Regions from separate parts of the Homo sapiens genome. Here region 2 is linked to region 1. A link is a loop called in an ENCODE intact Hi-C map of the cell type or tissue named here. Cell type or tissue: CD14-positive monocyte. All regions are shown on one strand. Each heading gives the region's core, and the rest is flanking DNA. Links, peaks and the distances in the headings are about the cores only. Region 1 overlaps TASL (TLR adaptor interacting with endolysosomal SLC15A4). Region 2 has its middle 32 kb from the start of GK.

Evidence for each region. A loop is a pair of places that touch in the nucleus more often than their neighbours do. Peaks named below come from ENCODE experiments on the same cell type or tissue, not always from the same donor. Only the 100,000 strongest peaks of a DNase experiment are listed, where the experiment ranks them.
Region 2: a loop joins it to region 1, with 3 times the contacts of the local background. A loop is called at or near these places in 10 of 110 quality-filtered maps.

Annotation. Positions count from the first base shown.
Region 1 is chrX:30,567,756-30,573,136 of GRCh38, forward strand. All of the region lies in intron 2 of TASL (TLR adaptor interacting with endolysosomal SLC15A4), which reads right to left. Among named protein-coding and RNA genes, the nearest start is that of TASL, 7.3 kb to the right of the region's middle. In CD14-positive monocyte, for the core only: a CTCF peak has its summit at 2,922 (motif pointing right); DNase peaks (open chromatin) are centred at 546 and 2,956; H3K4me3 peaks cover 2,647 bases; H3K27ac peaks cover 3,916 bases.
Region 2 is chrX:30,618,915-30,624,295 of GRCh38, forward strand. No RefSeq gene overlaps it. Among named protein-coding and RNA genes, the nearest start is that of GK, 32 kb to the right of the region's middle. In CD14-positive monocyte, for the core only: no CTCF peak of the experiment used is centred there; a DNase peak (open chromatin) is centred at 2,447; H3K4me3 peaks cover 591 bases; H3K27ac peaks cover 3,263 bases.

The sequences.
Region 1 (5,381 bases), core at 316-5,315:
TATTTAAAGAAATGATGGTAAATATCAAGTAATTAGTTAAGGGAGATAAAAGTAGTTGCTTCTGGAAAAGGAGTCAAGGACAGCAGTTTTTCATAACAAATTTCTCAGAATTATTTGACCCAATTTATGTGCAAGTATAACTGTGATTAAATTTTTAATTAAAATAAAAACTAAAGATAAATATTTTAAAGTAACTAAGGGCCAGGTACGGTGGCTCACACCTGTAATCCCAGCACTTTGGGAGGCCAAGGAGGGCGGATCACCTGAGGTCAGGAGTTAGAGACCAGCCTGGCCAATATGATGAAACCCCATCTCTACTAAAAAATACATAAATTAGCCGGGCGTGGTGGCAGACGCCTGTAATCCCAGCTACTCAGGAGGCTGAGGCAGGAGAATCACTTGAACTGGGGAGGCGGAGGTTGCAGTGAGTCGAGATCGTGCCACTGCACTCCAGCCTGGATGACAGAGTGAGGCTCTGTCTCAAATAAATAAATAAATAGTAACTAAGGGGGTGGGGGGAGAAGAAGATGGCATTTCCTGTACAGCTGTTTGTGGTTAAAGATATTGCATATTCTAAGGGTGAAGAAGAGAGAGAGATGACTGTGTGACAGGTTAACCTTTATTTGGCCCTACAGACAGAAAGGATTCCAATGGCAGTGAAAAGAGGGAAAACATTGCAGACAGAGGAGAGAAGGGCAATAAAAGTGAAGAGGTTTGTGTTGTCAATTTCATGTGGGTCAGTAACAGACACCAATGTAGGTGGGGCGCAAGCATTGTTTGTCAGTGTCATGCTCACCTAAGAGCCTTTCTTGAAATGTCCCAGTTTGCCGAATCCCCCCTTTAGGACCCCTTATCCCCATTCAGACACACTCCAAGTCTCCCACTATTTATCTTATTTTTCTTCATATTAAACAATCAACCCTAACAGAGTCTTCTTTCATTGTATGCAGATGAGTTTTATAAGTACTCCTGATAATCTCCACACTCCTTCATAACAATGAAGGAAAAGGGCCTAGAATTTTATTTTGAGTACAGTAATGGGCCCCTTTTCCTATTGGTTGTCAACTGAGAGGTTTGCTGGTATCTTAATTCTGGCAGAATAAGAACCCTATCATTCTGATGTGTAGGACCCAAGACAGACCAGTAAAGTGGTGGGTCTGATGACGGAAAAACAGAAAGTGCATCCTAGTGTCTAGGGATAGACACGTCCCCAGCAAAAAAAAAAAAAAAAGGAAAAAAGATTTCTGAGAGGGAGGAGTGGGAGATAAGGTCAGGTCAGGGAGGTAAGTTGGGACATCCAAGACTGAGTACATTTGATTCATCCTGTAGGCACTGCAACGTTCTGGCAGGTAAGGAAGCTGATTCACCACATGATATAATATGGCAATAAAGTGCAAAATTAATTTCAGCAGAGTGAGATTGGTATTAAGGACCCAAGTTAGGAGGCTGTTGGATTCATCCCAGCCTGAGATGACTGGGACAGGAACCAGGAGGGAGGTAGGAGAAAAGAAAGAGAAGGAATGCATTTGAGAGACCAAGACCCCCAGACATGGAAGTGAAGGAGAGAGAGGAGCCAAAAGTAACTCTGAGTGTGGGTATGTAGGGGAAATGGCACCATCATTGACCAAAATGGGAAGATCAGGAGGAGCTGTGGAGGAAGCAATGGGTTTAGCTTAGCTCTTCTTGAGCCTGACAAGAGATAGACTGTCTGGGTGCAAGTGTGTAATTGTCCATTGGAAATTCAGGTAGGCAGCTCATTAGAGAAGCTACTTAAAGTCCACAGTGAAGTCACCTTCCACTTGCAGGCAGTAGGAATTTATATTGGGGGCTTGAGGAGCTTTCTAGGTTTGTAACTTCTTCTATGGGGAGCCTACCTGGAACAGTACAAGGAGGAAGGAGCAGCAGCAAGGGCTTTGTAAAGACTACAAGAGCTTTGGATGCATTGAACAAGTCACATTTTAAAAATCTATATTCGGGCCGGGCACGGTGGCTCACACCTATAATCCCAGCACTTTGGGAGGCCGAGGTGGATGGATCACAAGGTCAGGAGTTCGAGACCATCCTGGCCAACATGGTGAAACCCCGTCTCTACTAAAAATACAAAAATTAGCTGGGGGTAGTGGCGTGTGCCTATAATCCCAGCTGCTCGGGAGGCTGAGGCAGGAGAATCACTTGAACCCAGGAGGTGGAGATTGGAGATTGCAGTGAGCCCAGATAGCGCCACTGCACTCCAGCCTGGCGACAGAGCAAGACTCTGTCTAAAAAGAAAAAAAAAAATCTATATTTGAAGGCAAAATTTAATTTCATACTCATTCAGGCAATATACATATGTGGTGTATATATATAAATATATGTATGTTACCTAGAACATCTCATCTACAAACGTCTTCCAGTGTCTTTTCCTTCACACTTAACAAATCATGGAGAATTGTATATATTTTATAAAATATATATGTGTGTGTACATAAATACTCTCTCTCTCACACACACACACACACACACACATATATATGAAGAGAAAGAGAGAGAGCACGCACTAGTATTTAAGAGACCAGAGTTCTCTGATCTTGTCACTAGCAGTGGTTTTAGTTTAGTTGTTGCCAGATCTATAAAATAGCTAACATAGTACTAGCTACAACCCAGATAATATTCTAAGTGCTTTTTATGTACTAAATTAATTGATCATCACAAAAAAACTCTAATATTTAGGTACTATTATTATGCTCATTTTACAGATGACAAAATTGAGTAGTGTCCAAAATCACCAGCAGTCAGGAAACAGAGCCCAAGTTCATGTTCTTAACCTCTCAGACACTCAACTTATCATCTGTAAATTGAGAATGTGGGATTAAATTATGTCTAGAGTACCATCAAACTTTAATTTTGAATGAGATTATGAAGAATAAAGTGAGCATTAATCAGAATCAAAATTAATTTCTGAAAATTAGCAGCAGAGGGCAGCAGAGAGCACACTAAGGAGGCTTTTAAAAGACCTTTCTAAAGCTATGCAGAGTAATAATACATAAAATTTATAAACAAAAATACATATATTAACACATTTAATCTTCATAATTAATTTCCTAGTTTAGGCCCTTTGCTTCAATTCATCTTCCACTTTAATGCACTTAAAAGGGCCCATTCAAGGCCGGGTGCAGTGGTTCACACCTATAATCCCAGCACTTTGGGAGGCCGAGGTGGGTGGATCACCTGAGGTCGGGAGTTCGAGACCAGCCTGACCAACATGGAGAAACCCCATTTCTACTAAAAATACAAAATTAGTCTGGCGTGGTGGCACATGCCTGTAATCCCAGCTACTCGGGAGGCTGAGGCAGGAGAATCGCTTGAACCCGGGAGGTGGAGGTTGTGGTGAGCTGAGATTGCGCCACTGCATTCCAGCCTGAACAACAAGAGCAAAATTTAGTCTCAGAAAAAGAAAGAAAGAAGGAAAGAAAGAAGGAAAGAAGGAAAGAAGGAAGGAAGGAAGGAAAAAGAGAAAGAAAGAGAAAGAAAGAAAGAAAGAAAGAAAGAAAGAAAGAAAGAAAGAAAGAAAGAAAGAAAGAAAGAAAGAAAGAAACCCATTTGGCCAGGCGTGGTGGCTCACGCCTGTAATCTCAACACTTTGGGAGGCCAAGGCAGGTGGATCACCTCAGGTCAGGAGTTTGAGACCAGCCTGGCCAACATGACAAAACCCCATCTTTACTAAAAATACAAAAAATTAGCAGGGCGTGGTGGTGCATGCCTGTAATCCCAGCTACTCAGGAGGCTGAGGCAGGAGAATCGCTTGAATGGGGTGGGGTCATGGGCAGAGGTTGCAGTGAGCTGAGATCGGGCCACTGCCCTTCAGCCGGGGCGATAGAACGAGACTCCATCTCAAAAAAAAGGGGGGGGGGGCATTACTGCACCCTTTAATGCACCACTAGAATAAAGACAGCATTGCACATCACAATATCCTCAAATTTTAGAGTAGAGACATCAAGAAAAGTTAATTGGGTTTATTTTGACTGATTTTTGCATTTTTCTTAATAATTTTCCATTATTTTTGAAATTCTAATAAGATATCACTGGGTCTCTTCAAGGGTATATAAAAGGTACACTTCAAACAGATGTTAACATATTTGTTAGACTTGATTTCATCTGAGACATCAAAATTTAACCCAATGGATTACTTTAATTGTTCAATGATATTTTGTCACTTGAATTCTTGTTTCTCATCTTAGAGAAGCTATATATATATAAAGCTATATATATGTAAAGCTATATATATTACATATAAAATATACATATATAAAATGTATAAAATTCTCCCTGATTGGTTAGGCGTGAAGGAAAAGACACCTGAGAATATTTGCAGAGGAGATGTTATAGGCAATTTTAGCCCACATTAATCATTAACAGATAGGGGAATGCCAAAATTAACCTTATGTGCAAATTCACAACTTAGAAATATGTGCTAAAGTGCAGTGCCTTGTTAAATCATTTACTTGCTTTTCAGAAGAAACTGCAATGTAAGTTCTCTTTCTAGATGAGCATTTAGTTTTTCAGAAAGCTGTTGTTATCACTTCTTCACATAGACACATTTTTGATTGATTTTTTAAAATTGACAGATAAAATTGTATGAATTTCTCATGTATAATATGGTATTTTGAAGTGTGTATATTGTGAAATGGCAACATCTATCTAATTAACATATATATTAGCTCACAGTTATTATTTTTGTGGTGAGAATACTTATATTCAGTTTCTTATCATTTCTCAAGAATATGATAGATCATCAACTGTAGTCACCATGCTGTACAAGAGATCCTTTGAACTTATTCCTTCTATATAACTGTAATTTTGTATCCTTTGAGCATGCTGATCAAAGGACACACTTTTAATTTACATCTAAACAACACAAGCGTGGAGTCAAAGAGAAAACCTAAGGAAAGAAGAACTTTATAAGGGGGAACGTTTAAAACACCTAAGTTAGGGATCAGCAAACTTTTTTTATACAAGGCCAGAGAGTTAATATTTTAGACTTTGCAAATCATACAAACTCTGTTGCAGCCCTGCTGGCCTAGCAGGAAAGTAACCATAGACAATATGTAAACAAATGATTGTGTCTGGGCTCCTACTAAAGTTTACAAAAACAAGCAGGGGGCCAATTTGGTCCTGGGCTGTGGCTTACCTACCCTTGACCTAAGTCAAAAAGCAGACGCAATAAATGGGATACGCATCATAATAATGACAGCTGTATGCCGAGTGCTTTCCAGGCATAGCCCTTAACCTTCCAACAACACTGCAGATTAGATATTATCATAATCTAGATATGATCATATCCTTTTAAAAATCTTTTAATTTTTTTCTCTTTATCATTATCTAGATTTTCCAAATGAGAAAAC
Region 2 (5,381 bases), core at 296-5,295, 51 kb after region 1:
AATTCAGAAACTTATCAGGGAAATTTAACAAAGAGATTGAAATAATTTAAAATAAAAATAAATCTTTGAACTGAGAAATACATTTGCTGAACTGAAAAAGGAATGGATTAGCAGTGCATACAACATGGATGGATCTCAAAATAATTTTTCTGTGTGATAAAGGTCAAACAAAAAAGAGTACCTGCTATATGATTCCATTTCCATAAAACTCTAGAATATGCTTACTAATCAATAGCAGCAGAAAACAGATCAGTGGTTGCCTTGGAATGGAAGATGCAGGAGAGGATTACAAACACTCATAAGTAATGAACAGAATGAGGGACATGGTCAAATAGCAGCTGCCTTGTGGGTTAAAAGAATGTGAAAATAACTTCAATCGAGTAAAAAGTTAGTACAGAAAGGGGAAGCAATTTTATAAATAAATGCTAGTCATTCTCAATTTCATAAATTATTTCTAAATGTATTTTGTTAGTAGCCTGTCTTATTTTTTGAAATTTGAGATTGTTTCATTTAAATTTAAAAGACAGGGAAATACACACACAGCCCATCTCAATGAGGAACGAGATTGCAATCATTGTGACCAGACATTACCAGATAATGTATCATGCCTTGTAATGTAAATTATGGCTGAGAGAAGGCAAAATGCTCTTTTTTTTTTTTTTTTTGAGACGAAGTCTCACCCTGTCACCCAGGCTGGAGTGCAATGGCGCTATCTCGGCTCACTGCAACCTCCGCCTCCCGGGTTCAAGTGATTCTCCTGCCTCAGCTTCCCGAATAGTTGGGATTACGGGCGCGCGCCTCCACGCCCAGCTAATTTTTGTATTTTGAATAAAGACAGGGTTTCACCATGTTGGCCAGGCTGGTCTTGAACTCCTGACCTCGTGATCCACCCGCCTCGGCCTCCCAAAGTGCTGGGATTACAGGTATGAGCCACTGCGCATGGCCCAAAATGCTCTTTTAAAGTAATTCAGACAGGATTCTAGCTCCCAATAAATAAAAGGAACAATGGATTTTTCTTATATAACTTGGTCTTCTGCCTCTTGTAGAGAAAGTTTGCAAAGAAAATTAATTTCTGTGAAGGCAGGATGTGTTTGCTCTCAAATTCTCTAGAAGATCAACTAGAGCTCCTCTTCTTTATGCCCCCCTTCCCTATGACCCTCTTTCCATAATACAGACTACAAGGCTCTGCAACTGTCTGCCTTGGAGGAGCGGTAACTGGAAGGAGGAGAAAAAGACATTGAAATTAGGGGTACTTGAAGCTGCAAAATCTCCAAAGCTCCAGAAAAGACTGGTGAGTACTGTGATTTAGTTATTTCTAATGGGAGATTTGGCAAATACTGAGGGCAGGGCCTTGTCTCCTTTCCCAGTGATGTAGTTTGGATGTTTATCCTGGCCCAAATCTCATGCTGAAATGTAATCTTCAGTGTAGGAGGTGGGGCCTGGTGAGAGGTGTTTGGATCATAGGGCAGATCCCTCAAGAATTGCTTGGGCCATCCCCTTGGTGATAAAATGGGCTCTTGCTCTGAGTTTACAGGGGATCTGGTCATTTAAAAGTCTGTGGCACTTTCCCCGGCTCTCTCTCTCTCTCTCGCTCCTGCTTTCACTATGCGAAATGTCTGCTCCTGCTTCACCTTCCAACATGAGTAAAAGCTCCCTGATGCCTCTCTAGAAACCAAGCAGATGCCAGCAGCATGCTTCCTGCAAAGCCTGCAGAACCATGAGCAAATTAAACCTCTTTTCATTATAAATTACTCAGTCTCAGGTATTTGTTTATAGCAATGCAAGAACAACCTAGTACACCACATTAAATCAAAGAGGATAAGATAAAGAAATGGCTTGAGAAGCATATCAGTTTGGGTTCAATCAGGGGAAAAACACACAAAGAAATGTTATAAACAATTATTGGCTGGGCATGGTGGCTCACGCCTGTAATCCCACCACTTCGGGGGGCCGAGGTGGGTGGATCACTTGAGGTCAGGAGTTGGAGACCAGCCTGGCCAACATGGTGAATGAAGCCCTGTCTCTACTAAAAATAAAAAAAAATGTAGCTGGGGGTGGTGGCAGGCACCTGTAATCCCAGCTTCTTGGGAGACTGAGGCACAAGAATCACTTGAACCTGGGAGGCAGAGGTTGCAGTGAAAGGAGATTGCACCACTGCACTCCAGCCTGGGTGACAGAATGAGACTGTCAAAACAGTCAAAACAGTCAAGACTGTCAAAACTGTCAAAACAAAACAAAACAAGACAAAACAAAGCAAAACAAATAAAAAAAACAATTATTAACTATAACAGAGGATTGAAGAAATGAGAGACTGCCTAGTAAAAGGTAAGGAGAACACTACAGAATGTAAGAACAGCAGATATAGAAGTCGACACACCAGGTCCCAAAATAGAGTTGCCAAGGAAGATTACCTCACCCAGGGATGAGATCCAGACCTCGTCAGCAAGTCATGGTTATGACTCACTGACAGAGAAGTTGTGGTGTCTCACCAGCAGAACTTGCTGGTGTTAAATAAAATTTATGGAAGGCAATTGAGTTGGACAGAGCTGCTGTACTATACCCCAATAGACCAGCCCAAAATGGAATCACTCATGCTAAGGTTCCATGTAACCAAACTGAAACCTAAGCTGTTTACTTGTAAGATTTGACCTTCCAAGAAATCAGGAAAGAAATGAGAGCCAAATTCCCAAACAGGCCAGTTTTCTAAAAGAAAAACAGGAGATTCACAGCAACCAACCAAAAGGGGCCAAGGCAACCTGAGCCAGCAGGATAAGAAAATCCCCTTTGCGGCCGGGCGCGGTGGCTCATGCCTGTAATCCCAGCACTTTGGGAGGCCGAGACGGGCGGATCACGAGGTTAGGAGATCGAGACCATCCTGGCTGACACGGTGAAACCCCGTCTCTACTAAAAATACAAAAATTAGCCGGGCATGGTGGCGCGCGCCTGTAGTCCCAGCTACTCGGGAGGCTGAGGCAGGAGAATGGCGTGAACCCGGGAGGCGGAGCTTGCAGTGAGTCGAGATCGCGCCACTGCGCTCCAGCCTGGGCGACAGAGCGAAACTCCGTCTCAAAAAAAAAAAAAAAAAAAAAGAAAATCCCCTTTGCTTTAACTCATACAAGAAAAGTAACCTGTTGTTAACCAATCCACCTTTTGCACTATGCTGCTTCCTTGTTCCTGCCAAAGTTATCTTACAAAAACTGACTGTTCTGCTATGCCCAGTGGAGTTTCTGTCTATTTTGTAGACTGGATGATGCCCAGTTCATAAATTACTAATAAAAGTCAATGCTATTTTTAAAAATCAATTTGTTGAAATTTCATACTTTAATGCTAGAAACCCACCTTCTGTTAACTTGCTAGAAAAAAAAATCCATCATCAAGGATTCCCAGGAAGATGTTTACAGGGAGGTTTCTCATGAGAGGCACTCTGCTACAAAACCACCCAAGGTGGGGGCCAGGTGAAGCTGCTGGACACTACATGCTGCTGGCAGCTGTGCACTGTGGGGACTGGGGACTGGAGAAACTGCCTACACTGGAGAAGCCCAGAGCCCTACAGGAGAGTGCCTGAGCAAGCATACCAGAGCATGAAATGAAATACTTTTCTCCTACAATGTCTCTCCAGCACCTTCTACTGACAAAGATGAACTTTGTGCAGCTGGCAAAAGAAGCATATTTAAAGGGCCCAGACCCATTTTCCCATAGCAGACAAAAAGGGCGAATATGGACCTCAGAGTCAATGAATCAATAACTGGCACAGGAAGTGAGAAAAAAGCAGAGCGGAGTCAGTGAGCAAGATGATGTTCATGGGGAAAACCCTTGGAAGGCCTAAGAAATGCCTACATAGGACACCTCCTGCATACACACAAGGTTCTTATGTATAGAAAGTAGGTGAGTGCTGGTCCTCCTCAGCCCTCCATCCATAAGCATTAGCTACTAGTTCTCTGCAGGTATGAAAAGTTAGTATTTGCTCTGGGTCTTGTGTGCACTGCTTTCAGAAAACTATGGTGGCCCTGGCAGAGAGAAGTATGCCCATCCCCCAGGGTCTTCAACTAGCATTGGCTGTATTTATAAGGTTAGTTACTAAAGGCCAAGGAGCACTTACCCAGAGATGGTGGCTTAAACAGACTAACAGTATACTCACTTCCCCGACTTTCCCTTCTCCAGCAGGGAACCAAAAAGAAAAGTAAGGATAATGTAAGAAACATTTATTAAGTATCCTTTATCACACACTATACTAGACACTTTTATATATATGTATATATTTCATATACATACATTTTACAGAAGAGGTATCTGAAAATTAGTGGACCAAGTAGCAGAACTATGACTTAAACTCTTAACTTCTAACTCAAATTCAGAGTTAATTCCATTAATCCAAGTGGAAGACTGGCTTCCCATATATATCATCAAGACGACTTGTTGATCAGACAAAGTTGACTTTATTCTTATTGAAGTAAAAGAAAGAAACCATGACAGAATCTTGGGCAGGGAACGGAAAGTTAAGATATTTATGAGAGTTTGAAATCTGACTTAAGGCAGGCCTTTCAATTAAGGGTCTTATTATTGGGTAAGAATAATAGTTTAGGATTGGTAGAAAAGGCAAGATGAGGATTTTAAGAAAAGGAATTCAAAATATCTGGGGTATAAATCGTTGTTTGATGCTTTCTATAGAAGAGTCAATATGTCTTTCGAAAATTTCCCAGAATGAGCAACAGTTATTTGCAGTTATGATCTTCTTGGGCAAGAGTCTCTTAGGAGAGTCTCTTTCAGAGTACTGAAAGTCCTAGCTCCAGCAATCAGAGAAGAAAAAGAAATAAAGGGCATCCAATTGGAAAGCAAGGCCAGGAGCGGTGGTTCACACCTGTAATCCCAGCACTTTGGGAGGCCGAGGGGGGCAGATCACCTGAGGTCTGCAGTTCAAGACCAGCCTTGCCAACATGTTGAAACCCTGTCTCTACTAAAAATACAATAATAATAATAATAATAATAATAATAGCTGGGCATGGTGGTGGGTATCTGTAATCCCAGCTACTTGGGACGCTGAGGCACAAGAATCACTTGAACCTGGGAGGTGGAGTTTGCAGTGAGCTGAGATCATGCCACTGCATTCCAGCCTGGGCGACAGAGCAAAATTTCTTAATACCCCACAAGCAAAAATGGACAAATGGGATCACATCAAGTTAAAAAGCTTCTGTGCCGCAAAGGAAACAATCAACAAAGTGAAGAGACAACCCACAGAATGGGAGAAAATATTTGCAAACTACTCATCTGACAAGGGATTAATAACCAGAATATATAAATAGCTCAAACAACTCTATTGGAAAAAATCTAATAATCCAATTTTAAAATGGGCAAAATATTTGAATAGACATTTCTCAAAAAAA